Linked DNA regions of Mus musculus: region 1 is linked to region 2. Evidence: chromatin loops called from intact Hi-C (ENCODE). Cell type or tissue: left cerebral cortex. All regions are shown on one strand. Each heading gives the region's core, and the rest is flanking DNA. Links, peaks and the distances in the headings are about the cores only. Region 1 overlaps Muc16 (mucin 16). Region 2 has its middle 9.9 kb from the start of Olfr24.

Evidence for each region. Peaks named below come from ENCODE experiments on the same cell type or tissue, not always from the same donor. Only the 100,000 strongest peaks of a DNase experiment are listed, where the experiment ranks them.
Region 1: it touches region 2 in a loop (7-fold over the local background); 15 of 42 quality-filtered maps call a loop at or near these places.

Annotation. Positions count from the first base shown.
Region 1 is chr9:18,498,738-18,514,711 of GRCm38, reverse strand. Muc16 (mucin 16) reads left to right here. Exons shown (of 87, transcript NM_001378248.1): 79 at 1,828-1,958; 80 at 3,113-3,180; 81 at 4,164-4,312; 82 at 5,668-5,831; 83 at 6,144-6,211. Among named protein-coding and RNA genes, the nearest start is that of Mbd3l1, 28 kb to the right of the region's middle. In left cerebral cortex, for the core only: a CTCF peak has its summit at 6,433 (motif pointing left); a DNase peak (open chromatin) is centred at 6,407.
Region 2 is chr9:18,737,728-18,753,701 of GRCm38, reverse strand. No RefSeq gene overlaps it. Among named protein-coding and RNA genes, the nearest start is that of Olfr24, 9.9 kb to the left of the region's middle. In left cerebral cortex, for the core only: a CTCF peak has its summit at 8,720; a DNase peak (open chromatin) is centred at 8,757.

The DNA.
Region 1 (15,974 bases), core at 2,985-10,984, 240 kb after region 2:
AAGAAAAAATAACACTGTATGCATTAAAATAATCTCAGTGATTGTTTGGTATATGCATAGTTTTTGAAATGACTTATTATAATCAAGTTAGTTAACACACACATACCTGCAAATAGTAACTAAAAGAGATATATAGAGACAGAAATGACAAGGAGAACATTTAAAAAACCCTCTCAGAACTGAACCCAGTGACTAATACTTATACTCCCAGTACTCAGGAGCCTGATGCAGGGAGATTGTCATTAATACAAAACCAGCTTGACCTATATAGTATGCTCCAGGACAACCTAGAAGACAGAGTGAAATTTTGTCTCAATAAAACCAAACCAAGCATCCTCTATCTAAAAGCTTAAGCATATAGTGATAAAAAAGAGAAAAGAGATGCTTCACAATAATTTTCAGAACTTTACCTTATAACAAAACTTTTGTATATTTAATGTTTTAATAAATATAATTTTAAGTGGCCCATGGAAACAAAATATGTTGCTAGCATGTTCTAGGGAAATCATGTTTCTATTCATTTTTTGTATTGGGCAATGTTTAAATGACACTAAATATATCCAGCTCCCTGTTTACCATTTTTAGCATAAAAATAAAACTCTTTTAAAATCTTTTCCCTTTTCTAAAGTTTACAGTTCAATGTCATTATCTAAAGTCACTATCAGTGTAGCAATGCCAGAGTTTCTTTTGTGCCCACATAGCTGAAACTGAAGATTAGTATCAATCTTTCTCTAGCCTCTGCCCTTATCCAAACCTCTAGTCATCTATTTTCCCCATCCTCTTCTCTTGCCCAAGCCTCTAGTCATCTCCTGTCTCCAATCCTCTTCCTTTGCCCAAGCCTCTAGTCATCCCGTATATTTCCAACTTCTATTAAATCACATCTAGTCTGCAACTGTTTGTGAGAAGTGTCCTTAAGTTCCCACAAATGAGAAATCATTTTCTTTCTGTGGCATTATCTATCCATCAATTAATGGACACTTTAATTGAGAAACCATGCCTTTTGATCATCAGTTCCCATCTCTCTCTCTCTCTCTCTCTCTCTCTCTCTCTCTCTCTCTCTCTCTCTCTCCCTCTCTCTCTCTCTCTCTTACACACACACACACACACACACAGAGAGAGAGAGAGAGAGAGAGAGAGAGAGAGAGAGAGAGAGAGAGATTCATTGTCTTTGATTTTTTTCTAATCAGAATTGTTTTGGAAATTGTATGCAATAATTTTGTAAAATAATTACTCCACTTATAAATGAGATCATATGGTAATTTCACATGATATAATAGCCTTCAAGCTGATTCATGATAAACTTTAATTCAAGATTCAGGGTCTAACATACATTCTTTTTGGGGAAAGGATCATTGACTCTTCCATATGGAGCTCCTTTTTGTTAATAGGTCTCACTTGAGCAGCAGTGTGTTATAGGCACTTAGAGGAATGGTGAGACAAGAATGGATTCCTCAAAGAGAATCTGATATGGTAGAAATGTACTTAGTACATTTCTGACAAGACATTGAACAAGATAGGTGTGTATACTTTCATCAAGATCAACTGTGTTGGGTTCCTGAAGCATAAATGGGAATTTTCTGGGCAAAGAAGGCAGAAGCACATTCCACAAAATAGATCCTGGGTAAACAAAAAGAGAAATTTATGAGTAATATGAGTCTTTGTAAAAGTCCATTTCTCCCTACTTTTGAGTAATGTTGCATTTGTGAGCTCTCTCTTTCTTAGCATGCATGCCTACTTTAGGTTTATTCTCATAGCATGTAGAGGTTTTCAATGCAACTCTAGACCTGTACAAAGAACTAAGGGTCTTTTCTTCCTCTGATACTGTAGGCTATGTGCCACTGAATATAACCATACAGGGCAAGTACCAGCTAAACTTCTGCATCATCAACTGGAACCTTAACAACACAGACCCAACATCTTCAGAATATATTACCCTAGAGAGGGACATCGAAGACAAGGTGAAATCACTTTCTAATCTCCCATCCTTCCCTTCCCTGAGTACCCCTATCATTACTCCATCTGACTGATAACTACCAAGTAATCATTTTAACTTTTTGACTTTGCTGATGTGTTCCCACTTCTCCAGTGTTTTCAATGGTACAGTTTAGGTGTGTGGTCTATTTCCAGGCACACAAACTGAGGCTCATGGAGAAGCACCAGGAAGGCTGCTGAGATGGCTCAGAGAGTAAAATACTTGTTGGAAAAATCTAATGTCCAGGGTTTGATCCCTAGAACACATCTAATGGTAAAAGCAAAGAAGTCCATAAAGTTGGACTCTGACCTCCAGATATGCACCACAGCATACACACAAGATACAAATAAATAAAACTTTTAAAGTACCAGGCATGGTGGCACATGCCTTTAATCCCAGCACTCAGGAGGCAGAGGCAGGCAGATTTCTGAGTTCGAGGCCAGCCTGGTCTATAAAGTGAGTTCCAGGACAGCCAGGGCTATACAGAGAAACCCTGTCTCGAAAAAACTAAAAAAAAAAAAAAAATTAAAGGTGTCTTTGTCTTATGTTAGATTTCTAGATTGTAAAAAATGCCTGGAACAAAGAGCTTACCAAAGGAAGGTTTTTTTCAACTGATTGCTGGGCTCAGCCATCTCTATTACTTTGGACCTTAAGTGAGGTATGAGACATGAGATGTGAGACATGACAATGGCTGGAGTGTGTGTAAGGCAGTGCTACTCCTATGTAAGGAATCTGGGACACGACTCTGTCTTTCAACAGCACACTCCCAATGAATTATCTCCTCCAAGCCTCCAAGTAAACATCTTTCTTTACAGTTTCCACTACTTCCCAATCATTCATTTAACTATAACTACCTCAATAGATTAGTCCATCAAAAGGTCCAATCATTATTATCTAGTCACATGCATAACCTTGACATTGCTGCAGTAGAGATTGGGCCTTCAACACATGAGCCTCCCCCAAAGGACATTTCAGATCCAAACTGTACCAGCTATGTAATGTCTGGAGGGATACAGTAGGTTGAGGCAGAGTAAGTATTTGAACTATGTTCCCAGATTCATATATGTTCCATTGTTTATGGTGATCTCTTCACCCCCATGGTTGATCTCTCTAACCAATCCTCTTTACTCTTCCTTTTAGGTCACCACACTCTACACAGGCAGCCAGCTAAAAGAAGTCTTCCAGTCTTGCCTGGTCACCAACATGACGTAAGTTCTAGAGGTTGGAATCTGACTGATCTGCCTCCATAAATTTAACAATAATAGGATAGATCTGGGGGAACACTTTTTGCCACAGAATTCAAATTAAACATGATAACTATATTTATCCCAGACAATCCTCCCTATTGAATACTGTCATGCATGATCATCTCATTAAATTCTCTCATAGATCTCTATGGGTTGGGTACAATAGTAATTTGACAGAATCTGGGCCTCAGATAAATTAATATCCTAAGGACTACCAACATGAGATTTAAGCTCTGGTCTTAGGGAAGGAACAAAGATGCCTGTGCTTGAGAAGTGCTGGCTCATCTAACAGGACTTGCAATGCTTCCAAAGTTCAGTGCCTTTGGTATTCCTTTAATTGTATGTGTGTGTGTGGTATATGTGAGTGGTGTATTCACTAGTATGTAGATGCACAGGCATGGGCAAAGGCCAGAAAAGAGTATCAGATATCATACTATATCACTCTCTACCTTATTATCTTGAGCCAGGGCATCTCATAGAACATAAAGTTAGGCTTGCAGCCAGGAAGACCCAGAAATCTTCTTATTTAGCCTGGAGAATGCTGGGGTTATAGGACTATGCACAGCATGCCCAGACTTTTTATGTGGTCTGAACTCAGTTACTTGTGCTTATGATATGAGTTTTCCTATGCAGTGAGTCATCTCTACAGCCCCACCTCTGAAATTTAACATGAAAATAATTATAAAAATACATTTCACCAGAGAGATGGAAGACACTTTTTAAGGTTCTTAATACATATCAAGTGTTTAAGATATGTTGTTATTGCTATTGTAGTTCAGCTTATTTTCTAAAAAACATATTTCCTAGAAAAATAGTACCTAGAGTTTCTGAGTATTCTGGATAACCCCAATCCTTATTCACAGATCTTTGAGTCTTTAAAAGTAGCAGTTTGTAACACTGCTAGGTTTGATTGCTATCTGAATTCCTGTGGTCTCTGTTCCTAGGTCTGGCTCCACAGTGGTCACTCTTGAGGCACTGTTCTCCTCTCATCTGGATCCCAACCTTGTGAAGCAAGTCTTCTTGAATAAGACACTGAATGCCTCCTCCCACTGGCTGGGTGCCACCTACCAGTTGAAAGATCTGCACGTGATAGGTACAAATGGTGATGCTAGTTTCATAAGTGGAAGCAATAGGATCAATCTGGTGAAAGCAAAGGGCTGTTGAGTATTAATGAAATACAGGTATAAAGGAGGATTTCTGGAGGTGCATGCTAATCATTCCTGGTTATGATTCACCTAAAGGAAGGAAGAAGGGAATATGAAGCAAATACACCTAAACAGTTTATTTTATTTTGTAGATAAACTTTGTGTGTATGTGGTGTACATGTTGTGGATGGAGAAGTTGGTATTAGGTGTCTTTCTATATTGTGCTCCACCTTAGTTTTTGAAACTTTATCTGAAGCTCACAATCCAAACATACACGCTGGTCAGTAAGTTCCAACTATTTTACTGCATCCTTTTCTCCAGTGCTAGGATTACAGTACCTGCTGTACCTCACTTACTTAATATAATATTTATTAATGTTTTGAAAACTGCATTCATATACTATATTTTGATCATATTCACCCCTACTCCACCCTCAACTCCTTACACATTCAACCTCATCGTATACCCCTCCCAATGTAATATTCTCTTTAATTTTTCATAACCCATCAAGACCAATTTGTGATGCTCATATAGGCGTGGATGTGAGGCCACCTACAGGAATATGATGAATCACACTCTTAAAAAAAAAGTGACTCTCTCTCTCCTTTAACTGCCAGGCTCCTCAACTAAGAATGGAGGTCTGTGAGACCCTCTCCTCTCTGTGCTTGGATATTTACTGGACTGGTCTTATACAGGTCTTCTGAAGACAAACACAGCTGCTGTCAGTTGTTACGTACAGCAGTACTATTATGTCTAGAGCATGCTGTTTTGTTCCATCCTTGCTGACCTCTAGCACTTAGTCTTTCCACCCCTTCTTTCACAGTGATCCCTAAGCCTTGCAAGGGCAGTGTGTGTGTGTGTGATATAGATGTCCCATTTGTGGCTGAACACTCTAGAGAAATGTATTGTCTGTACTTTGATCTTTCATGAATTGCAGTAAGTATTATCATTGTTTACTGTGAAAATAACTTCTCTAGTGAGGTCTGAAGGTAGCAGTAAGCTATACGTAGGGAGATATGAATTTAGAAAGCAGTATGGTACTATATAAGCTTAGAAGAATAATAGCTGTAGGTCATTGCTCACAGTTTTTATGTGGTTGTTAGGGATTCAAACTGAGGTCTTCATGCTTGCATGGTGAAGACATACTGATGAGCCATCTCCTTAGCACCCATTTGTAAACTGAGATGAGTTGCCTACTTCTTTGGGTGTTCGTATGAATGATGAATGGCTAAGTGATTGTTGACAAGTAATTGATAGGAAGTTCTCTCTCTCTCTCTCTCTCTCTCTCTCTCTCTCTCTCAAGACATGAAGACATCCATTCTTCTGCCAGCAGAAATACCAACAACCAGTTCCAGTTCTCAGCATTTCAACCTGAACTTCACCATCACCAACCTACCCTATTCCCAAGACATAGCCCAGCCAAGCACCACCAAATACCAGCAAACCAAAAGAAGTATTGAAAATGCGGTGAGAATGGTGTAGCTTATCCACTTCACACCCGGGCAGAGAGTGACTATGAACACTGGGTCAGTGGGCAATTTTTAAAATATAAGAGTCCCTAAAGACACATTTTTAACCCAGTTATAAACTGAGAAGAACACATAGATACTCAGTAGCTAGCAAATGATGCTACAGCTATGACATACACTGGAACAAGACATCCTATACTTGGGCTTTCATTTATCAATGAAGTCATAGATTGGAAAGTATACTCAAGGGCTATTTCTTTGACAGTGGACCACAGGGTTCTGACCTAGGAAACATTATCCTGTTTTTCAGCTCAATCAGCTTTTCAGAAACAGCAGCATCAAGAGTTACTTTTCTGACTGTCAAGTATTAGCCTTCAGGTAAGTGCCAATTCAGGATCAAATGACCCTGAGGATTTCTAGGCCTCAACCTCATTATACAACTAAATGTGACCTAGAATTTCTGCCCCTCCCCCCACCTCTTGTGTAGAGTGCTTGGATTAGAGTCGTGCACCATCAAATCTGAGAAATTCCTAATGTGCAGACATCTCTTTACAGTAAAACTGTAACCTGGGGAACAGTCATGTAACAATATTCCCCTCTGCTGGCCTTGTCAAGGATAGCAACCACAGTGTGGTTTCAAAAGATGGATCAGTGTTTGCTAGGCCCCAGCATAGTCTCATAAGAGACAGCTATATCTCAGCAGAATCTTACTAGTGTGTGCAATGGTGTCAGCGTTTGGAGGCTGACTATGGGATTGATCCCCAGGTATGGCAGTCTCTAGATGGTCCATCCTTTCATCTCAGCTCCAAACTTTGTCTCTGTAACTCCTTCCATGGGTAACAAAACACTTTGGTCTTCGTTCTTCTTGAGTTTCATGTGTTTTGAAAATTGTATCTTGAGACAGCCGGCCACCGTCCGGACCAGAGGACAGGTGTCCGCCTGGCTTGGGACGTGGCCTCAGCCTCAGCAGCAGCGGTCGCCATCTGGGTTCCGGGACTCCGCAGGACCTAGGAAATTAGTCTGAACAGGTTAGAGGGTGCGCTAGAGAACCGGACAGCTTCTGGGACAGGCAGAAGCACAGAGCCGCTGAGGCAGCACCCTTGGCGGGCCGCAGACAGCCGGCCACCTTCCGGACCAGAGGACAGGTGTCTGCCTGGCTTGGGAGGCGGCCTCAGCCTCAGCAGCAGCGGTCGCCATCTTGGTTCCAGGACTCCCTGGAACATAGGAATTTAGTCTGCACAGGTGAGAGTCTAAACCACAGAAGCTGACAGCTTCTGGGAACTGCCAAAGCAACACAGCTTCTGAGAGAGGCCCTGTTTTGGGCCTTCTTCTTCCACCAGGAGGAGGTCCAAAAACAAGATATCTGCGCACCTTCCCTGCAAGAGAGCTTGCCAGCAGAGAGTGCTCTGAGCACTGAAACTCAGAGGAGAGAATCTGTCTCCCAGGTCTGCTGAGAGACGGTAACAGAATCACCAGAAGAACAATCTCTAAACAGAGTCAACTATAACTACTAACTCCAGAGATTACCAGATGGCGAAAGGTAAACGTAGGAATCCTACTAACAGGAACCAAGACCACTCACCATCATCAGAACCCAGCACTCCCACTTCGCCCAGTCCAGGGCACCCCAACACACCCGAAAACCTAGACCCAGATTTAAAAGCATATCTCATGATGATGGTAGAGGACATCAAGAAGGACTTTAATAACTCACTTAAAGAAATACAGGAGAACACTGCTAAAGAGTTACAAGTCCTTAAAGAAAAACAGGAAAACACAATCAAACAGGTAGAAGTCCTTACAGAAAAAGAGGAAAAAACATACAAACAGGTGATGGAAATGAACAAAAACATACTAGACCTAAAAAGGGAAGTAGACACAATAAAGAAAACTCAAAGTGAGGCAACACTGGAGATAGAAACCCTAGGAAAGAAATCTGGAACCATAGATGCCAGCATCAGCAACAGAATACAAGAGATGGAAGAGAGAATCTCAGGTGCAGAAGATTCCATAGAGAACATCGGCACAACATGGAAAATGCAAAAAGATCCTAACTCAAAACATCCAGGAAATCCAGGACACAATGAGAAGAACAAACCTACGGATAATAGGAGTGGATGAGAATGAAGATTTTCAACTCAAAGGACCAGCAAACATCTTCAACAAAATTATTGAAGAAAACTTCCCAAATATAAAGAAAGAGATACCTATGAACATACAAGAAGCCTACAGAACTCCAAATAGACTGGACCAGAAAAGAAATTCCTCCCGACGCATAATAATCAGAACAACAAATGCACTAAATAAAGATAGAATACTAAAAGCAGTAAGGGAAAAAGGTCAAGTAACATACAAAGGCAAGCCTATCAGAATTACACCAGATTTTTCACCAGAGACTATGAAAGCCAGAAGAGCCTGGACAGATGTTATACAGACACTAAGAGGACACAAATTCCAGCCCAGGCTACTATACCCAGCCAAACTCTCAATTACCATAGATGGAGAAACCAAAGTATTCCACGACAAAACCAAATTCACACATTATCTCTCCACGAATCCAGCCCTTCAAAGGATAATAACAGAAAAAAAAAAAAAAACCAATACAAGAACAGGAACAACGCCCTAGAAAAAACAAGAAGGTAATCCCTCAACAAACCTAAAAGAAGACAGCCACAAGAACAGAATGCCAACTTTAACAACAAAAATAACAGGAAGCAACAATTACTTTTCCTTAATATCTCTTAATATCAATGGTCTCAACTCCCCAATAAAAAGACATAGACTAACAAACTGGCTACACAAACAAGACCCAACATTTTGCTGCTTACAGGAAACTCATCTCAGAGAAAAAGATAGACACTACCTCAGAATGAAAGGCTGGAAAACAATGTTCCAAGCAAATGGTATGAAGAAACAAGCTGGAGTAGCCATCCTAATATGTGATAAGATTGACTTCCAATCCAAAGTCATCAAAAAAGACAAGGAGGGGCACTTCATTCTCATCAAAGGTAAAATTCTCCAAGAGGAACTCTCAATTCTGAATATCTATGCTCCAAATACAAGGGCAGCCACATTCATTAAAGAAACTTTAGTAAAGCTCAAAGCACACATTGCACCTCACACAATAATAGTGGGAGACTTCAACACACCACTTTCACCAATGGACAGATCATGGAAACAGAAACTAAACAGGGACACACTGAAACTAACAGAAGTGATGAAACAAATGGATCTGACAGATATCTACAGAACATTTTATCCTAAAAAAAAAGGATATACCTTCTTCTCAGCACCTCATGGTACCTTCTCCAAAATTGACCACATAATAGGTCACAAAACAGGCCTCAACAGATTCAAAAATATTGAAATTGCCCCATGTATCCTATCAGATCACCATGCACTAAGGCTGATCTTCAATAACAAAAAAAAATAACAGAAAGCCAACACTCACGTGGAAACTGAACAACACTCTTCTCAATGATACCTTGGTCAAGGAAGGAATAAAGAAAGAAATTAAAGACTTTTTAGAGTTTAATGAAAATGAAGCCACAACGTACCCAAACCTTTGGGACACAATGAAAGCATTTCTAAGAGGGAACTCATAGCTCTGAGTGCCTCCAAGAAGAAATGGGAGAGAGCACATACTAGCAGCTTGACAACACATCTAAAAGCTCTAGAAAAAAAGGAAGCAAACTCACCCAAGAGGAGTAGACGGCAGGAAATAATCAAACTCAGGGGTGAAATCAACCAAGTGGAAACAAGAAGAACTATTCAAAGAATTAACCAAACGAGGAGTTGGTTCTTTGAGAAAATCAACAAGATAGATAAACCCTTAGCTAGACTCACTAGAGGGCACAGAGACAAAATCCTAATTAACAAAATCAGAACTGAAAAGGGAGACATAACAACAGATCCTGAAGAAATCCAAAACACCATCAGATCCTTCTACAAAAGGCTATACTCAACAAAATTGGAAAACCTGGACGAAATGGACAAATTTCTGGACAGATACCAGGTACCAAAGTTGAATCAGGATCAAGTTGACCTTCTAAACAGTCCCATATCACCTAAAGAAATAGAAGCAGTTATAAATAGTCTCCCAGCCAAAAAAAGCCCAGGACCAGACGGGTTTAGTGCAGAGTTCTATCAGACCTTCAAAGAAGATCTAATTCCAGTTCTGCACAAACTTTTTCACAAGATAGAAGTAGAAGGTACTCTACCCAACTCATTTTATGAAGCCACTATTACTCTGATACCTAAACCACAGAAAGATCCAACAAAGATAGAGAACTTCAGACCAATTTCTCTTATGAATATCGATGCAAAAATCCTCAATAAAATTCTCACTAACCGAATCCAAGAACACATTAAAGCAATCATCCATCCTGACCAAGTAGGTTTTATTCCAGGGATGCAGGGATGGTTTAATATACAAAAATCCATCAATGTAATCCACTATATAAACAAACTCAAAGACAAAAACCACATGATCGTCTCGTTAGATGCAGAAAAAGCATTTGACAAGATCCAACACCCATTCATGATAAAAGTTCTGGAAAGATCAGGAATTCCAGGCCCATACCTAAACATGATAAAAGCAATCTACAGCAAACCAGTAGCCAACATCAAAGTAAATGGAGAGAAGCTGGAAGCAATCCCACTAAAATCAGGGACTAGACAAGGCTGCCCACTTTCTCCCTACCTTTTCAACATAGTACTTGAAGTATTAGCCAGAGCAATCCGACAACAAAAGGAGATCAAGGGGATACTAATTGGAAAGGAGGAAGTCAAAATATCACTTTTTGCAGATGATATGATAGTATATACAAGTGACCCTAAAAATTCCACCAGAGAACTCCTAAACCTGATAAACAGCTTCGGTGAAGTAGCTAGATATAAAATTAACTCAAACAAGTCAAAGGCCTTTCTCTACACAAAGAATAAACAGGCTGAGAAAGAAATTAGGGAAACAACACCCTTCTCAATAGTCACAAATAATATAAAATATCTCGGTGTTTCTCTAACTAAGGAAGTGAAAGATCTGTATGATAAAAACTTCAAGTCTCTGAAGAAAGAAATTAAAGAAGATCTCAGAAGATGGAAAGATCTCCCATGCTCATGGATTGGCAGGATCAACATTGTAAAAATGGCTATCTTGCCAAAAGCAATCTACAGATTCAATGCAATCCCCATCAAAATTCCAACTCAATTCTTCAACGAATTAGAAGGAGCAATTTGCAAATTCATCTGGAATAACAAAAAACCTAGGATAGCAAAAACTCTTCTCAAGGATAAAAGAACCTCTGGTGGAATCACCATGCCTGACCTAAATCTTTACTACAGAGCAATTGTGGTAAAAACTGCATGGTACTGGTATAGAGACAGACAAGTAGACCAATGGAATAGAATTGAAGACCCAGAAATGAACCCACACACCTATGGTCACTTGATCTTCGACAAGGGAGCTAAAACCATCCAGTGGAAGAAAGACAGCATTTTCAACAATTGGTGCTAGCACAACTGGTTGTTATCATATAGAAGAATGCGAATCGATCCATACTTATCTCCTTGTACTAAGGTCAAATCTAAATGGATCAAAGAACTTCACATAAAACCAGAGACACTGAAACTTATAGAGGAGAAAGTGGGGAAAAGCCTTGAAGATATGGGCACAGGGGAAAAAATTCCTGAACAGAACAGCATGTGCTGTAAGATCGAGAATTGACAAATGGGACCTAATGAAACTCCAAAGTTTCTGCAAGGCAAAAGACACCGTCAATAAGACAAAGAGACCACCAACAGATTGGGAAAGGATCTTTACCTATCCTAAATCAGATAGGGGACTAATATCCAACATATATAAAGAACTCAAGAAGGTGGACTTCAGAAAATCAAATAACCCCATTAAAAAATGGGGCTCAGAACTGAACAAAGAATTCTCACCTGAGGAATACCGAATGGCAGAGAAGCACCTGAAAAAATGTTCAACATCCTTAATCATCAGGGAAATGCAAATCAAAACAACCCTGAGATTCCACCTCACACCAGTCAGAATGGCTAAGATCAAAAATTCAGGTGACAGCAGATGCTGGCGAGGATGTGGAGAAAGAGGAACACTCCTCCATTGTTGGTGGGATTGCAGGCTTGTACAACCACTCTGGAAATCAGTCTGGCGGTTCCTCAGAAAATTGGACATAGTACTACCGGAGGATCCAGCAATACCTCTCCTGGGCATATATCCAGAAGATGCCCCAACTGGTAAGAAGGACACATGCTCCACTATGTTCATAGCAGCCTTATTTATAATAGCCAGAAGCTGGAAAGACCCAGATGCCCCTCAACAGAGGAATGGATACAGAAATTGTGGTACATCTACACAATGGAGTACTACTCAGCTATTAAAAAGAATGAATTTATGAAATTCCTAGCCAATTGGATGGACCTGGAGGGGATCATCCTGAGTGAGGTAACACATTCACAAAGGAACTCACACATTATGTACTCACTGATAAGTGGATGTTAGCCCAAAACCTAGGATACCCAAGATATAAGATACAATTTCCTAAACACATGAAACTCAAGAAAAATGAAGACTGAAGTGTGGACACTATGCCCCTCCTTAGAAGTGGGAACAAAACACCCTTGGAAGGAGTTACAGAGACAAAGTTTGGAGCTGAGATGAAAGGATGGACCATGTAGAGACTGCCATATCTAGGGATCCACCCCATAATCAGCATCCAAACGCTGACACCATTGCATACACTAGCAAGATTTTATCGAAAGGATCCAGATGTAGCTGTCTCTTGTGAGACTATGCCGGGGCCTAGCAAACACAGAAGTGGATGCTCACACTCAGCTAATGGATGGATCACAGGGCTCCCAATGGAGGAGCTATAGAAAGTACCCAAGGAGCTAAAGGGATCTGCAACCCTATAGGTGGATCAACATTATGAACTAACCAGTACCCCGGAGCTCTTGACTCTAGCTGCATATGTATCAAAAGATGGCCTAGTCGGCCATCACTGGAAAGAGAGGCCCATTGGACACGCAAACTTTATATGCCCCAGAACAGGGGAACGCCAGGGCCAAAAAGGGGGAGTGGGCGGGTAGGGCATTGGGGGTGGGTGGGTATGGGGGACTTTTGGTATAGCATTGGAAATGTAAATGAGCTAAATACCTAATAAAAAATGGAAAGAAAAAAAAAGAAAATTGTATCTTATATCTTGGGTATTAAACACAGAAGTGGATGCTCACAGTCAGCTATTGGATGTATCACAGGGCCCCCAATGGAGGAGCTAGAGAAAGTACCCAAGGAGCTAAAGGGGTCTGCAAATCTATAGGTGGAACAACAATATGAACTCACCAATACCCCCTGGAGCTCGTGTCTCTAGCTGCATATGTATCAGAAGATGGCCTAGTCGGCCATTAGTAGAAAAAGAGGCCCATTGGTCTTGCAAACTTTATATGCCTCAGTACAGGGAAATGCCAGGGCCAAGAAGTGGGAGTGGGGGGAGGGGAGAGGAGTGGGGGGGAGGGTATGGGGGACTTTTGGAATAGCATTGGAAATGTAAATGAAGAAAATACCTAATTAAAATAAAATAAAATAAAATAAAAAAATTTTTAAAAAGATCACCTCTGTACAAGCAAGTCTCTATGTTGACTGGTTAAAAAACAAAACAAAACAAAAACAAACAAACAAAAAAGATGGATCAGTAGGTAAAATGCTTCCCTTGCAAGCATGAAGACCTATAGACTCAATGGAAAACCCTGGCACGGACTTCTGAATCTGTTGCCCTAGAGCTGGGCTTGGAGAGTGAATCATTTTTCTCAATTTCTTGATTCAGAGCTTAAACAAATAGCTGATTTTATGAAGCCTACCAGATATGATGGTGATTCATAGGAGTGCCAAAGAATCTAGACTAGAACTATAGCAAATATATACTTATATTAAAATTAGCAATATTCAAACAAGCTAGATTTTATTTGACTAACCTGGATTTAAACACAAAATAGTTGATTTGTGGATAAGAGGAATGAATAGTCAAGAACCACCACATGGAGCCAGGAATGAAGGCAGATCTATAATTCCAGGACCACTTTCCCAGGAGAACTAGGGTTCTAATTTGTGAGTTTAGACTCATTAACAAAGCAGTGTTTTAAAGAACTAAGAAGGCAACCTCGGAAGTAGTTTATTTAATTTAGAAAGAAAAACAACACTGTAGGCAATGTGTAAATCCTGACACATGCCAGGAGGAATAAGAAGAGGAAAAGAAAAATCTATGCTTTTTGAGACAAGTTAAGCCTTAGCAGGTCTTCAAGCCGTATGGAAAGTGTGTGTGCCACAAAGCTTAAATGATGTCTTCAGAGAAAGAATAAGAAAGCTCAGATTGTCAGAGAAAGATGCTTAGGATTTTGCCTGGCATTCAAAAAATACATAGAAAAGGAAAAGGTAGTTTTTAAAACTAGAACCTAGAAAAGCTAACAGTGACCAAAATATATGATACTCATATAGGAAATGGTCAAAAAATAATAATATATCTTTAAAAAAAGAAAACATCTCACTATGTGGCCATGGATATCCTGGAACTTACTATGTAGACCAAGTTGGCCTCAAACTCAAAGAGATTCACCAACCTTTGTGTACCAACTGCTGGGATTAAAGGTGTATACCACTATGCCTGGTCCTGTATAAAATTCTTAAAGAATTAATTAAAATATATTTTAAATATATCAGTGATGGTTGTAATTGTTTAAATAAGAATGGCCCCCATCGACTCATAGATACATATGTGTAGTTGATCATATTCACTCATCATTTCTCTGTTAACTCATCCCTGATTCACCCTTACCCCTCCAATCTTTGTAACCTCTCTTCTTAAAGTCCAGTATATGCTCCACATGTATTCATGTGTGGGAACTAGCAACTGGAGTGTGGTCAATCTACCACACCCTTAAAAAATGGGCCCTCCTCAGAAGCCATCAACTTCCAGTTCGTCTTCAGCTAGGGGTGGAGACTTGTGAGCCCCTCCCATTCATGTTGGAATGTTGACTGGCTTGATTTTGTGCAGGTCTTGTGCAGACAACCTATGAGTTCATGAGTGTTGCAGTCCTGTTAAACAAGAAGACTCTGGTTCAATATTCTCCATTCTCTAATTTATACTGTCTTTCTGTTTCCTCTTTCATGATGGTTCTTGAGTCTTGAGGAAAATGCATGCGATATAGATGTCCAATTTGTAGCTAAGCTTGCTACAGAGTCTTACTGTACTTTGATCAATTGTAGATTTCTGTGTTAACTGCCATCCATCCACTTCACAAAGAAACATTTCTGATGAGATCTGATAACTCCAGTCATCTAGGAGGAGATACATAAATTTATATGGCAGGTTTTTAACTATGTCCATTTAGAAAAATAATTGTAGTGGGGTTCAATCTTGGGGGCTATAAGCTCCATAGCTGTGGGTTCTTGGCCAGTTTTTCAACACCAAGCATGTTTCCTCCTGTAGAACAAGCAGGGTTTATATCTAGTTGTATAGGAATTGGTTACCCCCATACCATTTGTGCCATTATTGAACCCATGGGAAACTCTTGCCATACTGGGTCACAACTTAGTAGGACTGCTAGTGATGCCTCCTACCCCAGTCTCCCCCTGCTAGAAGCCTGCATGACTCTGAAAGATAGCCATTAGGGAGGAATCTTCCTGTTCCATTCCAGCTTGATTTCTCCATGTTTTATGAAAAAATTATGTGGTACCTTCAAAATAAAGTCTTAGCCTGGCTTGATCTTGTGTAAGCTCCTTGTAGACAATCACAGCAGCTGTGAATTTCTGAATGTAGTTATCCAGTTACATCTGGAAATACTGTTTCAGAGCCCTCCTCAATGACCTCTGGCTCTTACAATCTTTTTGCCATTATACAATGATCACAGATCCTTAGTAAAAAGAATTCTCTACACATGACTCATTTTGGCCTTGCCACAGTGTAAGTATTCAGTACCAGCATGACATATCTAATACCTGTATCAGAAAGTACAGGTGCCAAGTGTTGACATTTTTGAACAAAATTCCCAAAGAAAAAGTGGGTAATCTTTAATCAAGGGGTAATCTATAATCAAGATAAAATAACAAACCTCCTTTTTCATCCTC
Region 2 (15,974 bases), core at 4,191-12,190:
CCCAAGGCCATCTATATGCCTACTGGATCAAAGCTATCTGTTGATGCCTGATGGGTTGACAGCAGGTACACAAATGAAAACAAGTGTTCCCTCTCTCTCAGAGACTATCAATAGCCAGTGATTCTAAGACAAAAGGTTGCACATACTAAGTCCCTCTCCATTGAGTTATTATTAATAAGGTTATTCTTGTGTGTACATTCAGTGAATATAACTACAATCAGTATGAGTTAATAATAGTAATCGTTATATCTAGTCCATAAAATGATTGTTCATAGATGCACTCCTTATCCTCCAAATCTTACATACTTGCCACCACCTCTCTTCTGCAATGTTCCCTGAGCTTACATAAATGTCTTCTTTAATACCAAGCATACAAACTTTCCTAATTTTTCCATCTTGGACTGCTTACAGTAATAACCCCATGAATATCTTCATTCACTGCCATTATTTTAGGAAGACTCTTCTCTTACCAAAGATGGAAGCAGACTTTGTCTATAATGTATAAGCATAGGTATTCAGAAGGTATGTTTGTCAATTTCTCAACATAGCATCTTGATCATTTAGAGGGGTCTGAAGATGTAGTTCATTAAGTTGCATGCTTGATTATTATGCACCATGCCTTGGGCTCCAACACAGTATGACATAAAGAGATAGAGATAGACATGAATAATAAAACATATCATTACATTATAGACATTCTTTATATCATAGTAAAAGAGAGAGAGAGAGAGAGAGAGAGAGAGAGAGAGAGAGAGAGAGAGAGAGAGAGAGAGAGAGAGGAGAGAGAGATCCTTAAAACAGAAATAAGGACAGGGGAAGTGGTACTTGGTAAATAAAGCACTAGCTGCACAAACTTAAGGACCAGTATTTGGATTCCTCAGAACTGAAATGGCAACACCCATCTGTAATCGCAGTATATCTGCAGCAATATGGAAGCTAGAGACAAAAGTATCTCCACAAGCTCACTAGGCAGCCAGCCTGTGATATGCAGCAATTTAACAACAAGGGACCCTGTCTTAAACAAGGTGTGAAATGATGACCAACATTCTGTTCTCACATGCTTACTGTGCATACATGTGCCCTTCCTCATTCACATGTATTTATATATACACACATGCACATACACACACGTAAACATCATCATCATCACCATCATACACATACACACAGCAAAGGAGAAATGTAAAATAGCAATAAAAAGAATAAATATAGAAATCAGTAACATGGACACTAATTAAGATTGACAAGATTCTGTACTGAGTGCAATGTACTGTTGTATACCATTTTCCTCTTTAGATCACTAAGATAATACTATCTTATCCTAACTCTATTTTATGTCCTACTGAACAAAACTCGGCCTTTCATCCATCAGTAGCCATATCCAACACGGCAGTGATTTTGAGATAGAACCTGACCTTGACCATGGTTGAAACAGATATATTAATCACAATAATTAATATTTGTGCAAACTTAGCTAAAATAACTAGAGGACACATAAATTATAAATAATTCTCATAATTCTCATATGGTATCTGGGAAATAGTGCTATGCTCAAAAAAAAAAAAAGAAAAAACAAAAACAAAAAAAACAACAACAACAAAAAAAGAAAACCAGATGTTACAAGGTTACTTCAAGCCCTTCACTGATGTAAATCCCCCAACACTGATGTAATTGTGTGATGTAATTGTGTGTGAGTGGGGGGGGGGGGCTTTGAAAACACTTTATTCCTGGGTTCTGGGACCAAAAGAGATTTTGGAGGCATTAGCCTATTGTTAGTTTATCAATTATTAAAGGACCTGTTTTCTCTTAATTGGCTTAATCAGCATGGTTGCTAATAATTGTCCCAAGTGGACTGTTTCACACTGAACTGAAATATTCCCACAAGGAAAGAGTGAAAGCTCATGAGGCTTGGGAACTAAACAAACTTCACAGGTCTAAGAAAGTGGAAACTTATGAGGTTCATGGAGACCCTTTTCCAAGGATATAGAAAGAGAAAATAACTGCTGGAAAAGGAGACCAGTCATCCTTGCTACCAAGAGGAGATTCTCTAACCTGTCTAGGTGCCTAAAGTCATACAGAGAGCTCTGGGATTTTTGTTTCCATGACTTGTCACTCTTGCTGGGGTGGGCTTTGATGCACAGCTGTTTCAAGTCATCTCTCCTCCTATACATAACCGCAATAAAAACTCATTGGCTCATTGGATTTGATCATTGGTGCAATCATTACTTTGATCTCAGTTCCCTATTGAGGATCAGTGGGTACGTGTGTTGTATATCCTCAAGAAAAGTCTCACTCACTATGTATTGCTGCACTTTTATATGACTGGCAGGATTTGATTTTGTTTAATTATGAGTGATATGTTGCACTCTGAAGTTATACCTAGTTTACAGAAAGAGTTCAGCTGCATTATGAGTTTATAGTTCCACTGTCATATACTCTTTGCCTGTCTCTCTTTATTAAGTTCCATTATGCAATGGGTATTTATCTTTATTCCCATAGGTTTGAAATTACTTCAGCCTTGGCCAGAGAAGGTTCTTTTTGCAGTGGATAGTGGTTAAGGCAGACATACACATATACACATCATTGAAATAAAACACCAATGCTGGAGTTCAGCTCCAGCCTGGAGATTATTAATTGGTACTGAAGCAGGACACAGAGTTGGATGAAGGTTAAAGACTGATGATCTGGCCTTATAATCTTACTATTTGTGCTATAAGTTCTGATTTCCTTTATCTTACTATTTTGTACTTTAATAAGTGCTAGTTTCTTAGTATTCTATGGCTATATGCCAGCGATTTCTAGTAATAAAGCCCTTCTGTTAGTATCAGGGATTTAGGATACAAAGCCTAGTTACCAGGCTCAAATGCCCCTCAGTGGCCAGGAAAGAGGCATGGAACTCATTAACTCTTTGTGAACCAGAGAGAAAAGAAAAAAAGAGAAAGAAAATATCTTCCCCAAGCACCTCACACAGACACACACATACATTCATGCACACACACACACACACACACACACATTTTGCTCATGCCTGGCCACCTGACCACCTGTCTTATCATTCACAAGTGTTGTGCATATCTGTATATATGCACCTATACTTACATATGCATATATACATTTGGTAGATGGAACAGAAGTTCCAATGAGCAAGCATCAATACAGAAATAAAACCTCACTTATTCTGCACGAAAAGGAAGCTCCATCGTTTATTGCTGAAAAAAAGAAAAAACTTCTCCCTTATTGTTCTTCATTCTTATACTTTTACACAATAATTGATCACATAATTTTTCAAGAATCTTTATATTCCATAACTTCATAGAAAGTTTAAGACACTAATTCGTCATAAAACGATAGAGAAGTACAGCAGAAATATTTGCATATGTTTCCATTAAGACTTGTACCTGAAAAAAAATTCATTATCTGTTATGAGCTCCATAAGTTCATTAAAAGTTTAAAACAATGATTCTTATGTCATAGCACAGTTTTGCCAGGAGACAAATCATTTGTCCAGTGTCTTATTATTTTGAAGTTCTATATAGATAAGCCAGTCAATATTTTATTTTCTCTTCTTGCACCTACAATAGATTGTCCATACCCAGTTTACAAACTTTAGTTATCACATAATGGCTTCACAGCTAACATAGGACAAATGTTTTCCCTGAGTATAAATTTGTTCCAAGCCTGCTTTCTTATCCTAGCATCATTAGCCCATTATACATGAAGTTTTATTGAGCTCCAACTGCAGCTTTCATACTATAGAGAGCTCAAAATCACTTGTATAAATTTAGGAATTCTATAGAATCACTTTAGGAATTATGAAATCATCAATTTGTCTACATAGCATTATATATGAAAGTACATTTTTAGTGATCTTCAGAAAATATGCCCAATAGGGTGGGCTAATGTTCAGGAATCATTAGACTATGTAATAGTGATGGAAAAGCTATAAAAATAATAAGAAGCAATCCTGGAAGGAAGTCTTGTGGAGCCTACCTCAGAGCTCTCCCATTGTAGACCATGAAAGGCCATCTTGAGAAAAACTCACTTGCTTTCCTTAGTCTTTCTTAAATCACTTCTGACAAAATAAAATCTTTAGTTTAAATGAAAATAGGTTGACAATATGGATCAGTGGTTAAAACCCCTTTCATAGGAAGCCTGGAAACCTTAATTTAATCATCAAAATCCATGTTTAAAAATCCAGGTACAATAGCACACAGTTACAGTTCCAGCACTACTGAGCAAGATGGAAGGCAGAGACAGGAGTATCACATGAAATGCCAGATGTCCACAAAGCATGGCAGAAATAGCAGAAATCCTGCCTCAACAAGCTGAAAAGAGAATTGATTCCCAAGAAGTCCTTAACATATATGATTACATGTATGCATCCCTCCCCTGACACTATAATTATTATAATAATAATGCACAAGATAAAAATTATTTAAAAAACAGCTTAAACCTACACAGGCCCAAATTTTAGAAAGTAAAAGCAGAGTAGAAGTTCAGAGCCACCCTTCTTTACTGTATAGTAATTTCAAGTCCAACCCAAATTACAAGATAACCTGTTTCAAAAAAAGTAAAGCAAAACAAAACAAACAACAACAATAAAATCAACCTAAGATATTGACCCATGAAGAAGTTGATAGATTTTTTTTTCTTTTACTAAGAACTTGACACGAAGGGTCTAGGGACACAAATCTAACACCAAGTCAGCCTGTGCAAAAAATACATAACCCTCCCATGTATCCTAAATGACTAGAATGAGATGTGTGAAAGAAAACTTGTAGAAGAATCAAGTAATAAAAATACTAGATTCAGGTGCCACACTGAAGGAACGAGGATTCCCCCTCTATATCTGCAGTGTCAGTCAGCTAAGTCTGAATTATTAAAAGCGGAAGTAGAGGCATATCTATATCACTATGTAGGCTTCTGGAGTAGGTGTCAGTTACTTCTGTTGCTGTGACAAATGCACAAGGTCTACTTAATGCAGAGAAGGCTTATCTTGGCTCACATTTCAAGTGTACAGTCTCTGACATCAGGTAAGTCATTTCAGGAGGAGCTTGAGGTAGCTGTCACAGTAAGAAAGCTGGCAGCAGCAGCGAGTGTTTGGACTTAGCACACTTTTCTCTTTGGAGCAACATTTTTCCACCTCAGATAATCTAGTCCAGATAATCTTTCACAGATCTCCCAGAAAGCATGATTCTTAGGTGATTCTAAATTCTGTTAAGTGGACAATATAAATCATTACAGTGTTGCAGAAAATGATCAAGTGTACCAGTACCCAAGGCTGAAAGCTAGGAAGTAGTTTTATTGTGCTCACACACAGATCTATAGAACATTGATTTAAAAACTAAGACAATCCCCAAGTTCAGTTATACAGAGTGATGTATACCCTTTCTGTCTCCTTGCTAGCCCCACAAAAAAAAATCCTGTTTAAAAAGGGAGTTGATTTGCCTCTAGGGTTCCATGTTACAGTCCACCATTGTGGAAAAGTCAGGACAGAACTCTTACCTACAATCTTGACCTACAATCAAGAGCAGAGAAAATAAATACATAGATCGTTTTCAAGACCTTGTGCACAGAGAATGGTGCTACCCACAATGGACTGGTGTGTGTGTGTGTGTGTGTGTGTGTGTGTGTGTGTGTGTGTGTGTGTGGTGTATGTATGTGTGTGTAAATTAACAATCAAGAAAATCCCTCCATGACATGCCCACAGGATACTCAATTAAGGCACTTTTCAGGTGATTCTGGGTCATTTAATACAGACAGTTAAAAACTTGCATATGCCAGGAATATTTTGCTGACATGACCCTGATATAGCTGTCTCTTGTGAGGCTATGCCAGTGCCTGGCAAATACAGAAGGGGATGCTCACAGTCATCTATTGGATGGAACACAGGGCCCCCAATGGAGGAGCTAGAGAAAGTACCCAAGGAGCTGAAGGGGTCTGTAACCCTATAGGAGGGACAACAATATGAACTAACCAGTACCCCCCAGAGCTCGTGTCTCTAGCTGCATATGTAGCAGAAGTTGGCCTAATTGGCCATCATTTGGAGGAGAGGCCTTTGGTCTTGCAAACTATTTATATGCCCCAGTACAGGGGAACGCCAGGGCCAGGAATGGGAGAGGGTGGATTGGGGAGCAGGGCAGGGGAAGGGTATAGGGGACTTTCGGGATAGCATTGGAATTGTAAATGAAGAAAATATCTAATAAAAAATTAAAAATTAAAAATAAAAGATAAAAGATAAAATAAAGAGAAACCTAACAGTCAGACTTTCCACACTTGTGAAAGAAGAAATGCTATAGGAGATAGTAAATTTCCTTGGGATTTTTACCAGCTATAGATTCTCTAATTCTGCTTTAATAAATAAAAAAACACAACTCAACTCTCAACTAGAGGGTGTGTGTGTGTGTGTGTTAGAACTCCCATATCAAATTCCATTTGTTAGCATCAATACATTTTTATTCATTTAATCATTCAACAAACATGTATTCCACCAGCTCTTACTCTAGGCAGTGGAATTGTTAATGGGGGTGATACAAAGCTGTTTCTTATATCTATAAAAGGGGTAGCTCTGGGGAAATCAAGGACAGAATGATGAAACTTTTCTGCGTGCTGATTGCAAAACATTAACTTTGTATTTATATGTTGTTCATGTTGCCTGGATTCTGCAAGTGCCTATAAAAGATAAAATGATAAAAATGGTATAGTTATATCAAAAAATCAGTTTTACTTATAGTGATTTTCAAAACTACAATTCCAGATATTTCTTAAATCACAGATGGTGATACATAGACACCAGCACCCAGGAAGCAGAAGCAGAAAGATCTCTGTCTGTTCAAGGATAGTCTATGTAGAGAGTTCCAAGCCAAACAGGATAACATACTAAAATCTCTCAGGGAATTGGTGTCTATCACACACACACACACACACACACACACACACACACACACACAGAGAGAGAGAGAGAGAGAGAGAGAGAGAGAGAGAGAGAGGGAGAGAGAGAGAGAGAGACATAAACACCAAACAATCTAATTGAAAATTGGGTTATGAAACTAAAGACAACAGTCTCAGAAGAAGAAATACAAATGGCTAAGAAAATTTTTAAAAAATGTTATACATCCTTACCTAGGAAGAAAATATAGAATTTAAAATACCTTGATATCTCATCAGATCCTAATCAGAATGGCTAAGAGCCAAATCAAAAATGACAAAAAGAAATTGAAAAAAAATGCTAGTGTCGATGAGGAGAAAGTGAAACATTTATTTGCTATTTGTAGAAGTGTAAATTGGCACAGCAACTCTGGAAATTAGTGTAGAAGTTCTTCTTGAATATTTTCTCTCATTTGTAGAAATTTCTTAATACAAATATTTATAAAAACATGTAGCACACCCAAGCTTCGGGGAATATTGTGGAAGAGGGAGCCCCCACCCCCCAAAAATGTAAGGGACAAAAGATAGGCAGAAGAAATTTGAGATGCTCTGTTCAGGGCATAACAAGGCCAATACAGCCCTGTCCTCACAGCAGCTATGGATGCCTGCAGTAGGCATGCCCCAGAGAGAGGCCTTCCTTCCACTTGCTGCTAATTGATTCTTGAAGAGGGACAACCATTGTTTTCAATTGTGTAGGCACTAAAGAACCCACCTGATTCCAATGGATAGCTTCAAGCCCACAGTCACATAAAACAGTTTGAAGCCTCTTGTGGCACATAAAACCATGAACAAGTTAACTTGCTGTGCAGTCTCTTTGTTAAATATCTAGCCATGACTCAGGGTCATGTGACAGACAACTCTTTTAATGGTTGAGGGTCTCTGTTAAGACAGATCTTAACAAAGCTGCAAATGTAGCAACAAAGGAAGCATTTCTTTGAAGGAGGCAGTGTTCCAAGAATAGAAAACAAAACATGCACCATGAGGAACAATTGACATTTAAATTTACAAATTACTGGCTAGGGGAGATGTGTGCTTGGGGATTTGCTCTGTGTGTGTGTGCATGTGTGTGATGTATGTGTCGACATGTAGTGTGGTGTCATGCATCTGCATGTGTGTTTGCTGTCTAAGGTCAAGTGTACATCTGTGTTGTGCTGTGTGTGTGCTTTGTGAGAGTGTGTGTGTTTGTGGTCTTTAGTCTGTAAACAAATATCCCATTAAACAAGCATATGACTTAGGTTTTTTTTCTTTTCTTTTCTTGTGTGTGTAAGGGGTAAGTTCCCATAGGACCCCCAGCTTGCTGTCAGGAATCATCTTCCATAGCTCTTGCATCTTATTCATTAAGGCAAATTCTCCCAACCAAAATCAGGGGTGACCAATACAGCTATCCCCTTGTCCAGTCTTCACTTGCAGAGGCTAGAATTACTGGTAGGCAGCCATCAGAGCTACATGTAACAAAACACAGCATGAGAAACAAAAGCCCAGTAATTGAGTAAGAAGGCACATGCTATATAAACTATGCTTGAAACATAAATCTTGAGCATCTGTCCTTACCCACCTCTTTAGCCCACTTCTATTCTGAAGAGCCCATTTCTCTTTCATAAAAATCGGTATTTCTGTCACAATCTGTGTATCCCTTGGCCTATACAATATTCTCTGATTTTAAAAATCCTGGAATTCTCAGTGGATGCCCTCTGGATTCCAATCCATTTTTATAAGACTTTGCAGAGAATTTCATGCTTATGAACATTTGAGCTTTGATTTGTATGCGTCCAAGATATTTACTCGAGATTGTTGTAATTCCAAATATAAACACACGGGAGCAGCACAAACACATTTTTTAGAAGTCTCAAGCCCTGCAAATTCTTGTGCCCAAATTCACCTATCTTTGTGCATAGCTTCATTGCTGTGTTGCTCGGATGTTTTGTTGTTGTTGTTGTTGTTGTTGTTGTTGTTGTTGTTGTTTCACTACCAGGAGTCACACAGATTCAAGCCAGCTGGGGTTCCAGTGCTAAGAGTATGGAGTAGACATGGGCACCCTGTCCTAAGAAGCTGTCTACAATTGGAACCTACTTGCAAAGGAAAAACTATTCTTCTCCAGTGGCGTTTCATTGGGTATAGTAACTTCACTTCAGGGCAGGCCACACACCCAGACAGTTGGTCAACACAAAATAAACTTGTTGTCTTGTATTAGGAATTTTTTTCTTCTTGGTCTTCTGAGTACATATATATTTTTTTCTGATTGTATGCTTTTATGGTGTGTGTGTGTGTGTGTGTGTGTGTGTGTGTGTGTGTGTGTGACAGAGAGGGGGAGGGAAGTGGCTTGAACAAGTTATTCTTTAGTTACAGAGTCCTAAAGGGGAGGGCCAGAAGATGAGAAGAAAAAGACGTAAAACCTAGGGCCAGGAGATATTGCACAAACAAGTTTATTAGAAATACAGCGTTTTACATACTACCTGCAAAGCGACAGAGAATGAGACAGATTCACAGGAAAGCTATCACATACATGCTGGAACAAAGTCTGAAGGAAGCTAATGTTGTGCAAAGGGAACACAGATATCTAAAAAGCATCACAGACCAAGCATTCAGTGGCCTTGGAATCGATAACTACAACAATTCAGGGTGGGAAGAGTTGAGTTCTCTGGCTCTGAAGGCACAACTCCCCCAGGGTTCTGGCTCTGGGCCACTACTGACTCTTTGAAACAAGTTCTGGATTAGAAAAGGAATTGCGGATCTTCTCCATAAATTAAGGCTTCAGGGAAAACCTCAGGACAATCTAGCCTTTATCATGTAAATTTGTGTGTGTGTGGGGGGGGCGTCTATTTGTTTGTAGTTTGTTTTTTGTTTTTGTTTTAACAGAGAAAAACAAAAGTACATGAAGTTTGGTTTAGGTTTATCCTTCTCTGTGTCTCTCTGTCTCTCCGTATCTGTGTCTCTGTTTCTCCTCTGTGTGTGTCTGCCTCTCTGTCTCTGTCTCTGTGAGGGATGGTTGTGTGTGTGTATGTGTGTGTGTGTGTGTGTCTTCATGGCCTGGTCATAGCCAGGTTAGTTACAGGGGCTGACTAGTAAACCTCTGTGATCCTCTTTTCTTTCTTTCCAGTATTGAAGTTCAAGAGTACCTCAAGTCAACAGACGTATCTTCCTACTCCTTCCTGTTCTGTCTTAAGAACTCAAATCCTACTAAGAAACTCACAAGACTATGGATCTTCCATTCCAGACACAGGAATGCTTCGCACAATTTGGATTATGTCAATGCAGCACTATGGGAACTTGAAGCTCAGTTTCCATAGACTGAGATCTTGCATTATTTGTTTATCTAGTCATGCTGGGCAAAATAGATAGATAGACAGACAGACAGACAGACAGACAGACAGACAGATAGATAGATAGATAGATAGATAAGTCAATATCTAGGGTAGCAAGATTGCTCAACAGATAAAGTTATATGCCTCCCTGAACCCATGACATGGAGACAACCAATCTTGAAAGGTACCCTCTGACTTCCACAATTGCACGGTTTCTTTTCCTTTAACAAATAAATAAGCAAATGTAAAATTTTAAAGAAATTAAGAGCCATGCCTGACACTGCCTGAATAGCCAGGGTGTTCAGTTATTTTATCATGTTGAGACTTGCTTTGTATCCAAGTATGTGGGCAATTTTGTAGAAAGTCCTATAAGTTGCTGAAAAGAAGATATATATTTTTGCATTGAGTTAAATATTATATATAATATTATGTAAACAATATAATAGTTTATAATTTTGTTTTGTCTGAATGTCTATTGGGGAAATAAGATACTTCTTGGCTTCCTTCAGCTCTAAACTGTCTATCTATAACTGAGAAACAGTCCTATCTTCTTAAATGCTGAGGCCAAGTATAAAAGCTGTATTTACAAATTATGGAACACTATTTCTTCCTGGAAGAGTAATTCTCACACACTATAATGCGTCATTCTATATCTAACCACTTTTGTTCCATAGTCAAAGGAGCTTCCCAGATATTCTGTCATCAACCACACAGGCTTAGGAAGTTATTCAAAATATCAAAGTGGCATCCTTGAAACTTTGCTAAACCATCCTCTAAGGATGAGTCTATGGGGTTCTGTTTCTCTACTGCTTTAACTGACTTCTCATACGAAGCTTCCAGACTCTTGTTCCTTATGCTGGAGACTCATACTTACATTTGAACATGTCTTTTAAATGTTTTATTTAATATACCCAGCTCCCTTAAAATAATGAGACTTCCTCCTATATGTAAACAGAAGAGCTCCATGTAAGCTCCCATACTTGTTCTCAACCCTCAAGAACTCCATTTGTTCTGAATACATTAGTAAGAAGATACTTTGGACATTGTAGAAGTTATCTGGATGCAAGGAATATTCATCCCTTTCATCCAAATATATATATATGTATATATATATATATATATATATTAATATTCTATTTTTTCTGTCCTCTCCCTTCAATTCTCTGAAGCCCCTTGTTGCATCTGCTAACTTACTTTGCACCAGCATTCTTGGTGGTGGGACTAGCCACTAGCCCAAAGAACTGAATCTAAAAGAAAACATTAGTCCTAGATTACTTTATCTCAGTTGCACTACAGTCTGTGGCTTCTATTCTTATCTCCCCTCTTGATCTCTACTCAAGAGAGATGGGTACCCATCATAAACAGAACTCACTAGCTCTTAAAACAGTCAGTTCCACTTACTTACCCAACTTCTGTGCACTGACTTCCAGAACTGGGTGATCTCTCAGTTTCATTTTGTAACCAAATCAGCCACTTGTAGCCCTTTAACTTCTGTACTGGCTAGTTTTGTGTCAACTTGACACAGCTGGAGTTATCACAGAGAAAGGAGCTTCAGTTGAGGAAATGCCTCCATGAGATCCAACTGTAAGGCATTTTCTTAATTAGTGATCAAGGGGGAAATTTCGGCCCTTTGTGGGTGGGACCATCTCTGGGCTGGTAGTCTTGGTTCTATAAGAAAGCAGGCTGAGCAAGCCAGGGGAAGCAAGCCAGTAATGAACATCCCTCCATGGCCTCTGCATCAGCTCCTGCTTTCTGACCTGCTTGAGTTCCAGTCCTGACTTCCTTGGTGATGAACAGCAGTATGGAAGTGTAAGCTGAATAAACCCTTTCCTCCCCAAGTGCTTCTTGGTCATGATGTTTGTGCAGGAATAGAAACCCTGACTAAGACAACTTCCTAGACACTTCTCTGAGAGGACATAACAACAGACTCACAATCAACCTAAAACAGTCCTCTTGCTGCATGAGAACAACCTGATTTATGCCTTCATGGGCCCTATAAAAATCAATTTCACCACCCACTGAGCATGAACAGCCAAATGAACCTGGCACTCTTCCCTTTCTCTTTGCTCTCAAGGTCTGACATAAAAGTCTAATGATCCAGAAACCTCAGGTGGACTAACGATCTGGGGGAGGAATTTTACATGCTCCTAACACCTACAGACTTCTAGGCTTTATGTCTATATGTCCTTGTAAGGAAGTCTGAAGTGGTATGGCCTCTCCCAAAGCATGGACTCAATGATACTGTCTGCAGGCTACTAAGATATGGGAACCCCTGACAAGAGAGCTTGATAGTAGGTACTCATCAACTAAGGAATCTCCCTACTACCAAAAAAATATCTGCCCTCTTGACAAGGCCACACCAACCTCTGGTGGTAATTACAACATTGTCACCACACAAGAACTGATCTGCAGATATAATCTTCCACCCCAAGACTCTCATCTGCCCATTAAGCTCCCCAAGACTCTTGTGCCATGCACATATGGTCCCTTTTCCCATGGTGGTAATGCTGTTCCTCATTGTCCTGAACAAAAGACAATTTGTGCCTGTTGAAGGCCTGTTGTTTTTCTTTCTTGGATTTCCTTATCACCTCAGTCAATCCTAATCTAACACCAGGCCTGTGCACATTGTAGGCATTTGAAAGGAGGGTAACTTGTGGGAAGAGGATGGTTTGGGGACATAGTGCATGCCCTCTGAAAACTCAGGGGTTATAGAAAACTAGTCTAGCTGACTAGTAAATGTTTAAAATGTATAAGAAATAAGGCCTTGTGAGAGTAAGTTAGATCATTGGGCATATCCTTCAAAAAAAAAAAAACATATTGGGAATTTAATGCTCTTGCTCTTCTTCTTGCTCTTGTGCTCTCTCACTCTATCTCCCCACCCTCCCCTTTCCACATCCTTCAGTAGATCTGATCATCTGAGACAGACACTAAAAAACAAATAATAAGGTAACATAAACTGCATAGATAGCACACAGGCTCACCACCCAACTGTATGATTCCCATCCACAAAGGATGAATGAAAAATTAATACTATTCAGAACAGCACACGATTTAAAATTTATCAATTGCATATTTCCCCCATTTTCTTGTAATGTTTTGGTCTGAAGTTAATGCAGGTCTCTGAAATTATGAATTGGGACATGAACAGTGTATTACATGGATGTTACATTTTATATCTAATGCTTTTCAATGACAACTGAAATACATTTTAAAATTAATTTTAGTTATCTATTCATACTTCTTAAGTATGAATCCTAGAATATTTTAAGAACAAATGAGTTAGGTATGTTCTATTAGACAGTACTGAATTAGGTATTGCTCAACTATTTTATAAATTGGAGTATGTTATGGAAAGATAGATATTAGATAAAAAGAATGTTAAAATAGTTGTTACAAACACTGAATACAACTCCCAGAAGCACATATGCTTATGTGTGTGTGTGTGCGCGCGCACACACACACACACACACACACACAAACACACAATATTTTGTAAAAATTTTTATGGTATATTCTCATTGTGTATGTTATAATTTTATAAACAATATTTTCATACAGTTATGTATTGTATATTGTGAAAATTCCCTCGCCACAACACTCCATCTCTCACTTTTAATGACAATCCATTTTGATTACCTTTCTTCATTTCTCTAGACTAGTGGCTCTCAACATTCTTAATGCTGTAACCCTTTAATTCAGTTCCTCTTGTGGTAACCCCCAACCATAAAATTATTTTTGTTGCTACTTTGTAACTGTAATTGTGTTACTATTATAAATTATAATATAAATATCTGTGTTTTCCAATGGTCTTAGGTGACCCCTGTGAAATAGTCATTCAACCCCACACAGGTATCACAACCCAGCATGTGAATCACTGTTCTAGGGGGGTTATTTCTTTAGTTTTTAGATTCCATGAATAGAAATGACAACATACCATAACTATCTTTCTGGGTCTGGCTTATTTCACTTTACTTATTTCCTCAAAGTTCACCCATGTCAAACAACAAAGAGGATATATGAGCAACAGCTTTGGGGGAGGAGTTTCTTGTTCTATGTGTAAAATTCAAAGCAATGTGACTAAAAACAGAAAGAATTCCTGTCTAGTGAGGAGACAGATACCAAGCAAGCAAACATATAAGCATAGTTTCTTTAGATATTACTAACTATGAAGAAAGTAATGAAAAATGAGACAAGGTAGTGACTCATCAACATAGGAGGCACAGAGGGAACATGGTGTAGTCAGGGATACACACAAAATGGAATGTGATCACATTACAAAGATTTGAAACCGGTGAAACACCTGGATGAGACTATTGCTGAAAATAGACAGCTCAAAGTTCCTGGTAGCTGTGTGTTCTGGTAGCTAATATGATTGAAAAGCAGACAACAGGGTCCTATGGGCCTACCTTCCCTGCCACAGAAAAGTTTGCCTCTAGGGAGTGCTCTGGTCCCTGGAACTCAGGGGAGATCTCCATTTCCTCTCTCGTGTCTCTCTAAGGCAGGACCACTCAGGAGAGCACAGGCCACAGAAGCAGAAGAGCTTCTGGAACAAGGTCCTATGGGTCTACATCTGCAGCCAGGAGTTGGGGCTGTTCTGCTACCCTCTGTGCACTGGTCTTGCCAGGAGAGCAGGTCTCTTAGGAGTGCTGAAACTGGTTTACAGACTCATAGGAGGAACAAGCTCCAGCCAGAGACAGCAAGAACACGTAACACCAGAGATTATCAGATGGTGAAAGGCAAACACAAGAATCTTGCCAACATAAACCAAGACTACTTAGCATCATCAGAACCCAGTACTCCCACCACAGCCAGTCCTGGATAACCCAACACACTGGAAAAGCAAGACTCAGATTTAAAATCATATCTCATGATGCTGGCAGAGGATTTTAAGGACATTAATAACTCCCTTTAAAAAATACAGGAGGACACAACTAAACAGGGAGACGTCCTTAAAGAGGAAACACAAAAATCCCTTAAATAATTGCAGGATAACACAGGTAAACAGGTGCAAGCCCTTAAAGAAGAAACACAAAAATCTCTTAAAGAATTAAAGGGAAACACAACCAAACAGGTGAAGAAGGAATTGAACAAAATTACCCAGAATCTAAGAATGAAAGTAGAAACAGTAAAGACATCACAAAGGGAGACAACTCTGGAGATAGATATCCTAGGAAAGAAATCAGGAGCCATAGATGCAAGCATCATCAACAGAATACAAAGAAGGAAGAGAGAATCTCAGATGCTAAAGATTCCATGGAAAACATGGACACAACAGTCAAAGAAAATGCAAAATGCAAAAAGATCCTAACTCAAAGCATCCAGGAAATCCAGGACACAATGAGAAAACCAAACCTATGGAAATAGGTATAGATAAGAATGAAGGTTTTCATCTTAAAGTGCCAGTAAATATTCTCAACAAATTATAGAAGAAAAATTCACTAACCAAAGAAACATATGCCCATAAACATACAAGAAGCCCACAGAACTCCAAATAGATTGGATCAGAAAAGAAATTCTGTCTGACAAATGTTAAAATACCAAATGCACTAAACAAAGATAGAATATTAAAAGCAGTAAGAGAAAAATTCAAGTAGCATTTAAAGGCAGACCTATCAGAATTACATGTGACTTCTCACCAGAGACTATGTCATACAGACCCTAAGAGAACTCAAATGCCAGCCCAGGCTACTATTCCCAGCAAAACTCTCAATTACCATAGTTGGAGAAACCAAAATATACCATGAC